Regions from separate parts of the Mus musculus genome. Here region 1 is linked to region 2. Evidence: chromatin contacts called from ENCODE Hi-C data. All regions are on one chromosome and are shown on one strand. The core of a region is the stretch at or near the end of the contact, and the rest is flanking DNA. Distances in the headings are between cores, read along the strand shown. Region 1 holds the start of Gm36793 (predicted gene, 36793). Region 2 holds the start of Plac8 (placenta-specific 8).

The links. A loop is a pair of places that touch in the nucleus more often than their neighbours do.
Region 1: a loop to region 2 is called in a map of T-helper 17 cell, with 2.8 times the contacts of the local background. The contact joins the enhancer-like site here to the promoter of Plac8 in region 2. A Hi-C loop is called at or near these places in 2 of 37 maps with a recorded cell type or tissue (T-helper 17 cell and left cerebral cortex).

The regions. Positions count from the first base shown.
Region 1 is chr5:100,908,065-100,914,105 of GRCm38, forward strand. It overlaps Gm36793 (predicted gene, 36793), which reads right to left and starts at 5,628. Exons shown (of 3, transcript NR_168093.1): 1 at 5,549-5,628; 2 at 3,548-3,983; 3 at 1,936-2,327. Gm36740 (a long non-coding RNA gene) reads left to right here and starts at 5,129. Exons shown (of 3, transcript XR_389418.1): 1 at 5,129-5,209. Within about 2 kb of position 1,792, at least 1 of the 3 ENCODE cell types and tissues checked has a DNase peak (open chromatin) inside an H3K27ac peak, as active enhancers do.
Region 2 is chr5:100,570,919-100,576,637 of GRCm38, forward strand. It overlaps Plac8 (placenta-specific 8), which reads right to left and starts at 1,287. Exons shown (of 5, transcript NM_139198.3): 1 at 1,227-1,287.

The DNA.
Region 1 (6,041 bases), core at 542-3,041, 340 kb after region 2:
TAATTTGTAGGATTTCCTTGCTAAATTGTGGGACCCAGTCTTATCTTTAAAACACAAAACACAAAACACCTACTACAGATTTTGTTGAACATTTAAAAAATGTAAATATCTCACTTGGAGTAACTTTTGGGAAATATAAAACCATTAAGCTGGGCTGGAGAGATAGCTCAGTGGTTAAGAGCACCAACTGCTCTTCCAGAGGTCATGAGTTCAGTTCCCAGCAACCACATAGTGGCTCACAACCATCTGTAATGGGATCTGATGCCCTCTTCTGGTGTGTCTGAAGACAGCTACATACATGTACTCATATGCGTAAATAAGTAAATAAATCTTTAAAAAAAAATAAAACTATTAAGCTAGTGTCAATCCCACTGGGTGAGAAAAGGACCATTACCACATTTTTTTTGAGCCAAATTTGAAGCAAATTTTATTAAATACTGGCCAGGACAATGGATACTGGTTAGGTCCTTACCTGGAATTCCAAGGAAATGGCTGCCAAATACTTTAGTCTGGTGTTTATAAAGGCAAAACCCTCAAGTTTGCGTACTTCCCACCTTCGTCCTATCAGGGGCCAGCATGCATCCTAACGTACTTCCTGCTTTGTACCACCCGCCTATCTGTGATAAAGGGAATCCTGTGCAGTTGGGGCAACCACCGTTGTTTACAAAAGTGAAAACACCTGGCTTGTTATCTACCATGAACAACATGGTAGATAAAAATGCCCCCTGGCATTCCAGAAAGTTAACTGTCCTTGGGCAAGTGGAGTTTACAGGTTAGAGGCATTTTCGTTTTATGGATCTCTTAATCACGGTAATTAAAACTTAAAGCATAACTTTAACCCTCGCACTAGATTAAATATTAACTGAATCAAACCAGACTCTAGACAGGCAATTGTACCTGGATGCTTCTGGAAGTTTCCTCTCTGATGCTGAGAATAACGCGTGGGTAATGGCGGGACAGCGAGGGCTGCTGTGGTGCGCCCCGCTTCTCTGGCAGCTGTTCAGTGCACCGTCTCTGCTCAGTGCAGGGCAGAGAGCCAAGGAGAGTCTCTGAAAACCCATAGGGCCTGGAGCAAGACTTTCCAAAGTCTACCTCCCCACCCCCTTTCTATGAGAGATGACAGACAGCAATAAAAATTCTGAGGCCCTGAATATTTCCCACTGCTGCCTCACAGCCTTGCAGCCAGAGGGAAATTTCTACATTCAGCACCAAACACACGTCTGTCTGAGCTCGGAGTGCTTAGCCTGCTATGGGACACATCGCTTCTCACATCTGAACCTAAAAGGGATAACTCACTTGAACAGAAACTCACAGCGACTTTTTGTTCCAGGAAACAGAGGTTCTGCGGTGACATTTTTCTCCTTCCAGGGGAGCATAAGAAGGTGGGGATGCTAGCGGTGCATGTTTCAGGAGGGAATTCAACTTTATAGAACCACCCAGAATCGAGGAGGAATGAGCTATGGTGGCCTTAAATAAAGATGATGTAAGAAACAAGGGTCTGGAGAGATGGGTCAGTGGGTAAAACTGCTTGCTTCTCAGTCCTGAGGATGGGAGCTTGATCCTAGCATCCCGTAACAAGCCAGAATTCATTTCTAGAGTCCAGCCTCTGTGCGCATGCGTCCATTCACACGCAGCCATGCTAATACATAAGATGAGTATTTTAAAGTGATGAAGGAAAGAGCCCGTTTCCTCACTGTGCCCTGGGAGCTGGTCTGGATTAAATAGAAGCATTTTGGCCGTGCCTTCAACCTTTTCCCTCCATTCTCTCTCTCCTATTTATAGTGACTCCTTCAGCGCATGCCTGGCTCAGGTTCCTCTGCTCTGTTCGTTCCGGCTTGCTATTTTAAACACTTGCGGAGGTCGTCCTGAGCTGCAGTCATGTGTCTCTCGGCAGCAAAAGTCACTCGACTAAGAAAGGCACAACGCTCACTGAAGTGATGTCCAAATTAGATTTTTTTTTTTAAAGAATAGACTTATTTCAAGTATCTCTGTGGATTATTCTTAGATGTGTTTTAGAGCAAGAAGCGCTTGGTTCCCAGAACTGATGCCATTTTTTGACGTGATCTTGTCAAATAGTTCATTACATCACTAAAAGGAAATTCAGTTTCACGGACTATGAGTAAGTCAAGTCCTTAAGCCAAACTTTCCATTCTACTAAGAGAATACAGTCTCTGGGCCATAAGAGGTTGGTGGAAATCTCTTGTCCAGGGCTGATCCATCAGCTGTCAGTCACTCACTCTCGGGATCCTGTGCAGCCCTGTGTCTCTGCTTTCACCTCTGTTCATCGTAAAGCAAGGCTTCTCTGATTATGGCCCGGCAGCCTTTGTCTGTGAGAGTGTACACAGATATTTAGAAGCCAGTTGGCTGGGCTGGCGAGTTGGCTTTAAGAGCAGTCTTTCCAAAGTCCTGAGCTCAATTCCCAGCAACCACATGGTGGTCACAACCATCTGTAATGGGATCTGATGCCCTCTTCTGGTGTGTCTGAAGACAGCTACAGTGTACTCATATATGAAAGGAGAAGGAGGAGGAGGAGGAGGAGGAAGAGGAGGAGGAGGAGGAGGAAGTGGAGGAGGAGGAGGAGGCAGCAGCATTTTGCTACTGTAGTTTCTCCCCTAGGACCTAAACTGTCATGGAGTTTTGACTGTGTTTATCATACCAGGCACAAGTTCTCTCCTATGGAGTGAGCCAAAGATGAGTTAGTTTTCTTACATGTTGCAATACTTTCTGGTACAGAAGATTTTGTTCTGCAGTTTATGGGTGAACTTTAGGGAGCGTGTCTTGTGGTAACAGATCAATGTAAGTTTTGGATCAGTCACCTGCCCTATAATGCTATCTTTCTGAGCAAGAACCCTACAGATGCTCATTCACATATGCATGCATTCTTTGGTCATTTGGGGAAAAATGTTTTCTGCGCAAGACAGAAATATTTTCCTATTCGAGTGCTCCGACTATCCCAGCGTTGGCAAACTCAGGTTGTCTGCTGGCAATCTTGTGTTCTCTCTCTCCTCTTGCTTAGCTGTTTCCAGCCCATGAACTAGAGGATGAGACCAGGCTCCAAATGGGTGAGTGAGGGTTTTGAGCCCTGGCTCCTTCTTGTGATGGGTTGGTTGGCTGTAGCCTAGGTGCTGTGCTCGAATAGGGGCAGAGCCTTAGGTATGCATGAAGGTGTTAGTGTTCCTTCTATGCCCTGCCCAACAGTTACCTGGCAACAGCCAGGTAGGCCTGGCTTGGTAAAATAGGGGGCTTCCCCCCCCCCCCCCGTCTCTGTCTCGACCCACTTCTCAACTTCCCTTCCCACGCCTAAATAAACTTTATTCTCTACTATACCTGTTGTATGGCTGGTACCTCAGGGGGGAAGGCATGTCTCAGTATGGGCCCGCCGAGGCACCCCCTCCCACCCCACCTTACCTGGCTCTATCCCCCTCTTTTATGAACCACAACAGAAGACAGAAGATGTTTTCGAGAACTCTGAGTTCAGAACATCTGAGTGACAGATTCTCTCCTTAGTCCTCAGTAATGGGCTTTCTACCAAAGCCAAGAGACTCACGTGCTTTCCTGGAAGAGAAAGCTTCCTCAGCCGCTGCCTTCACCGGATCTGCTGGACCACAGAGCTGGAGTGCGGCCAACTGCATCATCTGCCTCTCATTCTTTCTAGGTACAAAAGTCCTTATTAGCAGAGCAGGCCCACCAAGCCCTCAAGTAAATCATTATTTTCATTTTCACGTGAGAAGTGGAGCTCGGCGGAGATGCGGTTGCGGACTTCTGCGCTTCAGTTATTTTTCTTCTACAATTTCACCGCTGACTTTTCCTATTTGCGGCCTTTCTTCATCATCGCCGTCCCTCTCAACAGCGCCTCCTACTGGATCGATTCTCATCTATGTTCCCCATTTTCACTTTTCTGTCGGCTTCTCTGGTGACAACTGAAACTTCGTTGCCTCCTCTACACACAACAGGATTCTCCTATCAAAATATCTTTCATGGGGCTGGAAGACATAGCTCAGTGGTTAAGAATGCTTGCTGCACACACATGAAGATCCAAGTCTGGACACCTGTAGCCCTCACCGCCATTCCATTCAGTAGCTAGCTGAGTCGCTCCAGAGTGGCAGTTCACAACCTGTGGCTCGCGACCCCTACGACAAACCTCTATCTCCAAAAAATAGGTATGATACGGTTCATAAAAGTAGCAAAATCACAGTTACAAAGTAGTAGTGAAGATAATTTTATGGTTGGGGCCACTACAATGTGTGGGACTGTATGCATTCAAGAGTTGCAGCATTAGGAACGTTGAGAACCACCGCCCTAGATAGAGCCTCTGTCTGCCTTTCCCGTTGCTTCTCTGTTTCTCCCTTCCTCCTGTGCTCGTGCTGAGGAGGGAGGCTGTCATGAACCTGAAGCTTGCAAGGGCCCCGAGGAGCCTCAAGAATTGTGTGGGTAGGAACGTGACTTCTTTTCTGATTGGCCCTCCAGAGACTGGAGGCTGGGCCAACATCCAGAATGCAGCTTCTGACTCTGCGCCAGGTAACCCAGCTAAACCACATCCTGATACCTGCACGGTATTATTTTAAGCTGCTGAGCTTGTGGCAAACAGCTACTCAGAAGTAGGTGGCTGGCGCTCACCTCTCATTGAAGGAGCCTTGAAGGGGTGACTTAGCTACAGCCAAGCAGGGCTCTGCTCACTCACCACAGTTTCCTTCTTCTGCCAGGGAACGACATTGTCCCTAGGAAGCAGCCCCCAGCCAGCTGCTACATTTCTCAATGCCCCTTTTCATCTGAATGGAGCCATTGACTGGTTCTCAACAAGGAGAGTGGAAACCACCTGGGATGGGATTTTCTCCACTCTCTTAGCCTGTCTGCCAGTTGGAAGCAGAAGGCCAAAGCCCAAGAGCCCTAAGGAGCCCCAAGCAAGAGGACTTGGTACTTCACTTCCTCACATAAAGAGAGGTTACCCACTGATACGGAACAGCTGGACGACATTCATCAGACTGGGGAAAAATCAACCAACCAACCAACCAACCAACCAACCAACCAACCAGCCTTCATGATGTTAAGCCATAGACTTCTCAGGTTTTGTCTATTGTAGCAATGCATTTGTTTAACATTTTATCAATTTTCTTACTTCAGAAATGGAAAGTTGTTGTGATCGAATGAAACACTGGTCAAATTTTAAACTGTCATGAACTAATGACAGTGTCCTCACAGTGTCCTCGAGGTAAGTAACCGGAGAAGGAATTCCTTGCTCTCGGGGTGCTGAAGCTACAGAGCGGTTATGTGAGTCGAGGTCAGTGTGGAGAGCAGAGGTGGGGCTAAGCCTAAAGCTTCCTATCTCCTGCCAGATTGTCTTCCAGTCCTGCAAATGCATCTAGGAGTGGGCAGAGGGCGGGGCTTGCTGGAGGACATTTCTTTTGAACTTGAGAGAGAATGGGTGACTCAAGCCTGCTCGTGTGCATTGGAACCAAATGCCTCCCTCCACTTTGGCTTCACACTGGGCTGTCTGCTTATGCAAAAGAACCGAAGCTATGCCGTGCGTGTGTTTAGTTAAGAGACTAACCTGTAAGCCTTCCTGGCCCAAGGACAGTTAGCTTCCTGGAATCCTGGGGGCTGTTGTTCATGTAAGATTACAAGCCAGGTGTTGTTCACTTTTGTAAAAAAGGTTGGTTGCCCTGGCTCAGAAGGATAAGCTTGGTCACACATAGGTGGGAAGTATGTCATAATGTATACTTGCCTCTGATTGGATGAAGTCGATACATATGTAGCCTTGTGGGTTCTGCCCAAACTAATGTAACTAGCAACCATTTTCTGGGAATCCAAGGTATGGACCTGGCCAGTGTCCATTATCTTGGCAAGTGTTTAATTTGGTTTAAAAATTGTGATAGTGATTTTATTCTCTCCCAAGAGATCAACAAGCCAAGAAGGATTATCTATCTATCTATCTATCTATCTATCTATCTATCTATCTATCCATCTATCTCTATATCATTCTATCTATCATTCTATCTATCTATCTATCTATCTATCCATCTATCTCTATATCATTCTATCTA
Region 2 (5,719 bases), core at 37-2,536:
CTTGATGGTGGAGACGCCCACCCAGTGACTTGCAGACCTTGCAACCTCTGGCTCTTTGCTTTGTCTGTTACAAATAACTCCAAGTCCATTAGAAAACATGAATTGACCCAGCTGTGTGCATAAAAAGTCTTGCGATAGAGTTGTTTTGGGCCAAGGAGAAATCTGTAGTTTCCTGACGGTGGGGGCAGAGCTCTGCCGCATGCATCCTTAAACGCGCAATAGGAAAGTAATAGAAACTGGTGAGGACCACTCAAGAAAAAAGAAAAAAGAAAAAAAAAATAGAGGCGAGGAGGAGACAGAAACAGGACTCTAAGTCGACGGGCTTAGAAAGGCAACATGATAAATACCTTCCTTCTGAGATTCCTTGGCAAGGACTGGCCCCTACCAGGAAATCTTGTAGGATTTGGCTCACAGTTGAATATCTTAATTTTATCTATTAGTCTTAGACTCATTCTTGTGCCTATATTTCTGCCTCAGAACACACCACTCTCTAGAAGGAGACTACACCAGCTTAATAAAATTATGTTACATGGCACTAGTTATATTAATAAATCTTGTTAATATCGATAAAGCCAGGTTCTAAGCAACATATGCCTGAAGTCCTTCTATTATACACTGATATGAAGATTCAGTGTTCTTCAGTCTCGTGAGCTGCCCAACGTGAGATGTGAGTGTTTCTCTAGGAGCGTTAGTGAGTACTGATCAAACCCCCAGAGCAGTTGGAGTTTTGCTTTCATAGTGAGAACTCCTAAGGATTCCCAAACTTTACAAACTAATAAATCTACAGAAATCCCACTGACTAAACCTATAAAAATCTCCAGGTAGTTTAAACAAATATATATATATATATATATATATATATATATATATTATGTATAAAGAAACTAGATCACTTAGAGAGAGAGAGAGAGAGAGAGAGAGAGAGAGAGAGAGAGAGAGAGAAGATCTAGTTAGGAAATCCAGCACACAACATGCCCTCCCCGAAAGCAAGCAGTGGGCATGAGAACGGTGCCCCAGAGCCCAGAGGATCCCAACTGAGATGCTCAAAGCATGACGTTTAGCAAGCCTGACCCCTAATTGCTGAGTTCCACTAAAAATTACTAAAGTTAAAGCAATTAGTGAAGAAAACAATGATCTTTCAGCGTAATCTCAAACGACGTTAGGAATAAGATAAAACTTTGAAAGGAAAGACCCCTAGATTTAAAGACTTCCTAACAAATACTTACAGTTCAAAAGGGTTGGGCAGAACCGGTCCTGTGGTCTGGGGTTGAGTCTTACTACAAATAGAGAGACTCCGAGGAAAGGAGGAGGTATCAACCCCGTGGAGGGTGGGGTAGGGGTGGGCTGGAGTACAAAGAGCAATGTCCTGTGCTCTGATTGGCTGTGGTAATCCAGGCACCAAAAGCCATCTCTTACCAAATAGGGTTTTCCTCCTTACAATTCCAAGGGCTAACCTCTAAGGTCTCGGTGGAAAGGAGAGGGTGTGGTTCCCCTGATTAGCTACCTGCCTGACAAAGCTCTCCGAGTCTCACACCTTATTTTCCTCTTTTAACCTAAGAAACCAGAAGGCACTTGGGGACCTGGAGTTCCAGGCCCGCTCAGACTGTCCTTGAGTGTGTCTCTCTAGAGTTCTGGCTATCCCAGAGCTCAGTTTGTAGGATGGTCTCAAACTCTCAGAGACCCATCTGCCTCTGCCTCCTGTGGCTGGGATTAAAGACATGCACCACCATGCCGGGCTTCTGATCAGATCTTTCTCCTCCGTCTTTTCTTCCTCCCCCCCCCCCTTTCTTTTCCTCCCTGAGGCATTAGGGACTGAACCCAGGGCCAGTGCATTTTAGGTGAGAGCTCTATTATTGACCTACCTCTGTCCCCCAATATTGCTATATTGCTTTGGTTTCTGTAACAGACTGAACACTTTATGTTAGTTATGTTATGTTATGCTTTATGTTAGGCGTGATTTTTATTATTTTATTTTTTATCTGTCGTAGTTGTCATCACCATCACCTTCTCCCACCCCATCTCTCTGTGGTGTGTGTCTGAACATACATGTCAGCATCTGAGGATCACAGCAGGCATGTGGAGGTCAGGGGACAGGAGGACAGCTTTGGGAAGTCTCTTCTCTCCTCCTGTTGAAGCTGCCTTGTCTCTTGTTCCCACTGTGCTGCACAGCTGTGAGCTTCCAAGCAATTCTCCTGCCTCCACCCCCCACCCAGTCTCTCGTAGGAGTTCTGGGATTACAGTTATGAGCCTCTGTATCAGTATGTATGTATGTATGTATGTATGTATGTATGTATGTATGTATGCATTTTGTAGATTCCAGGGGTCAAACTGAGATTGTCAGTATTTTTTTCTCCCACTCTTTAAAAAAAAAATTAAATTTAGTTTTATGTGTGTAGGTGTGTTTTGCTTGTGTGCGTGCCTGTGCACCGTGTATGTACATGTGTGCCTGATGCCCACAGAGGCCAGAAGAAGGTGTTGGATCCCCCAACTGAACCTCTGTAACACTGAAGTTACAGATGGCTATTAACCACCATGTGGGTGCTGGGAACCACATCCGCTCTCTGGCAGAGCAGCCAGCATTCTTAACTGCTGGACCATCTCTCCAGCTCAAGGATCCGGTTTTAGCTGCAAGTGCCTTTGACTCCTGGGCCCGTAGGCATGGTTCTTAATGCTTTTTAAAATATTTGCCTTATGATCCTGAAGGGTGGTATTATTGCCTCTACTTGATTGAGGCACAGACTTACTTGGTGGCAGCTAGACACTGGATGAAATGGAACTCCCTGCCACACACTGGTGCACATCCTTGCCACACAGTTTAGCACTGCCATGTCCTAGTAACCTTGGAGTGAGTGACAGGTAGGTTGGGAATGTTCTACCTCTCTCTCTTCCTTTCTTTTTAAGATTTATTTATTTTATGTATATGAGTACACTGTAGCTGTCTTCAGACACACCAGAAGAGGGCATCAGATCCTATTACAGATGGTTGTGAACCACCATGTGGTTGCTGGGAATTGAACTTAGGACCTTTGGAAGAGCAGTCAGTGCTCTTAACCACTGAGCCATCTCTCCAGCCCAGGGAATGTTCCATTTCTAAGCAGTTTTATTAAGCAGTAAAATTTATAGAAGGCCTTTTATTTTTAAAAGAAAAAAAAATACTAGCTTTCTATACAAGACTCCCCAGAACTACCAAAGTGAACTTTGAAGGAGCCCTGTTTTCCCAACAGGGGAGACTCTCGTCAACCTGAAGAACAGCATTAGGAACATCCTTCCTGCAGTGTAGCTGTGAAGTGCTGTGCACCCCCACACTGGTGCTGCTGTGCTGTTGAAGGCTTGGTCTCTAATGCAAGGGTCAGAAGCTGGGCTGTCGGAGAGTGTTTGGTCCCTGAGCCTCTGACTTAATCAATGAGTTAATTCATTGGCAGATTCATAATTTGGTTATTGAGAGGTGATGGAAACTAGACAGTGAGACCTGTTTGAAGAAAATGTGTCACGGAGGTGCTTCTTGGAAGGCCACTCAGCCCCAAGACATCACGATCTTTTTCCTTCTGGGTTATCAGAGGTCATCAGTTTCATCCGTCAGACTTCCACCACCAAAATGTCCTGCCTCACAGCAGACCAGGACGACAGAGCCAGCCAACCATGGACTCAGACTTCAGAAACAACTAGGAAGTAAATCCTACTTCCTTCTCTAGTTTCCTCAGGAAGTTGTCACCGTGAGGGCCAGGAAGTAAAGGAAACTGAAATGGTTGCTCCATCCATAAGATGTAGGTAAGAGGCTACAGGGCTAGAGAGCTGGCTCCAAGTGGTTAAGAGCACTGGCTGCTCTTCCAGAGGGCCCAGGTTCAATTCCCAACATCCACATGGTGGCTGCCTGTAACTCTACTTCCAGGAGATCCAATACCCTTTCACAGACATATATGCAGGAAAAATGCCAATCATATAAAATTAGAGACAGAAAGAGAGAGGGGTAAGGAGAGAGAGAGAGAGAGAGAGAGCAGCCAGAGGCATTTCAAGAGTCCAAAAAGAAGCTGACTGACCATGGCCAGAGGAGGGAGCCTGTGAACTGAAGCAGCCCGGATGTTCAGTGTAGAGGAGGAGGTGAGAAGAGTCAGGATGCTGGAGTGGACTTTGGAATGCATAACAGGTACCCAAGGAGCCTGGAGGCCAGCATGGGCTGTGAAATGTGACATCAGGTCTAAAGGAAGGTGATTCTTTCTGGCAGGCAAAATCAACCATTTCACAAGTTCTGAGGAACGTTTTTACTGAGCATTGATGGGAAATTGGCTAATACACAGCACACTTGCCTTCAACCCTACAGGAAAAGTGATTTTGAAATGACTGATCTACAAAGTGATTTTGAAATGACTGATCTACTTTTTTGTTTTTTTTCGAGACAGGGTTTCTCTGTATAGCTCTGGCTGTCCTGGAACTCACTTTGTAGACCAGGCTGGCCTCGAACTCAGAAATCTGCCTGCCTCTGCCTCCCTAGTGCTGGGATTAAAGGCGTGTGCCACCATGCCCGGCAAACTGATCTACTTTTTAAAAAGTTTTATTATTCATTCATTCATTCATTCATTCATTCATTCATTCATTCATTCGTTTATTGTGCTTGAGATGTGTGTGTATGTGTGTGTGTCTCTGTGTGTGTCTGTGTACATGTGTGTGCCTGTGTGCATGAGTGTGTTTGTATGTATATTTGTGTGCATTTGTGTGTGTATCTGTGTGCATGTATGTGTCTGTGTGCATGTGTGTGTTTGTATGTATATTTGTGTGCATTTGTGTGTGTCTGTGTGCATGTGTGTGTTTGTGTGTGTGTGAATCTGTGCATGTGCGTGTATCTGTGTGTTTATCTGTGTGCATGTGTGTGTATCTGTAAGAGTCTGTGCATACGTGTGTGCCTGTGTGCATTTGTGTGTCTGTGTGCGTGTGTGTGTCTGTGAGTGTGTGTGTCTGTGCAGGCAAGTCATGGAGCTAAAGTGGGTGTCAGAAGACAACTTACTAGAATACCTTTTCTACGTTATCACGTGTAGCCCATGAATCCACCCATGTGGAAACGCAGTTTCTTAGGAGCACATAGCAGAGAGCAGTAATTTGGGTGAGAAAAAAGGGATTCAAAGGGATCCAAAGGGTCTGAGTGAATATTTCACGTACAGGGAAAGCTGAGACTTACAAGAGTGGACCCTGGCAATCTTCTGACCCTTGCTCACCCTCCACCGCCTCTCACCTCTGCCTCAGTTTACACTGCCTCAGTTTATACACTCTGCCTCAGTTTATACACTCTGCAGTTTCACTTTTCTTTTTTCTTTTGTTTTCTGAGACAGGGTTTCTCTGTGTAGCCCTGGCTGTCCTGGAAGTCACTCTGTAGACCAGGCTAGCTTCAAACTCAGAGATCCCCCTGCCTCTGCCTCTTGAGTGCTGGGACTAAAGGCGTGCACACTTTCTTAGGAAGCACTTTTGTGAAAGGTTTCTCGAAGCCTGACAAGTCCAGTTGACCCAACGAGTTCACTCAGGAATGGGTCCTTTTGAGACTTGAATTATTTATTCTTGTTGTTAAATTTTAAGTATAAGGCCTGATGAGATGGCTCAGTGGATAAGAGCACTGACTGCTCTTCCGAAGGTCCTGAGTTCAATTCCCAGCAACCACATGGTGGCTTACCACCACCTGAATTAGATCTGATGTCCTCTTCTGGAGTGTCTGAAGACAGCTACAGTGTACTTA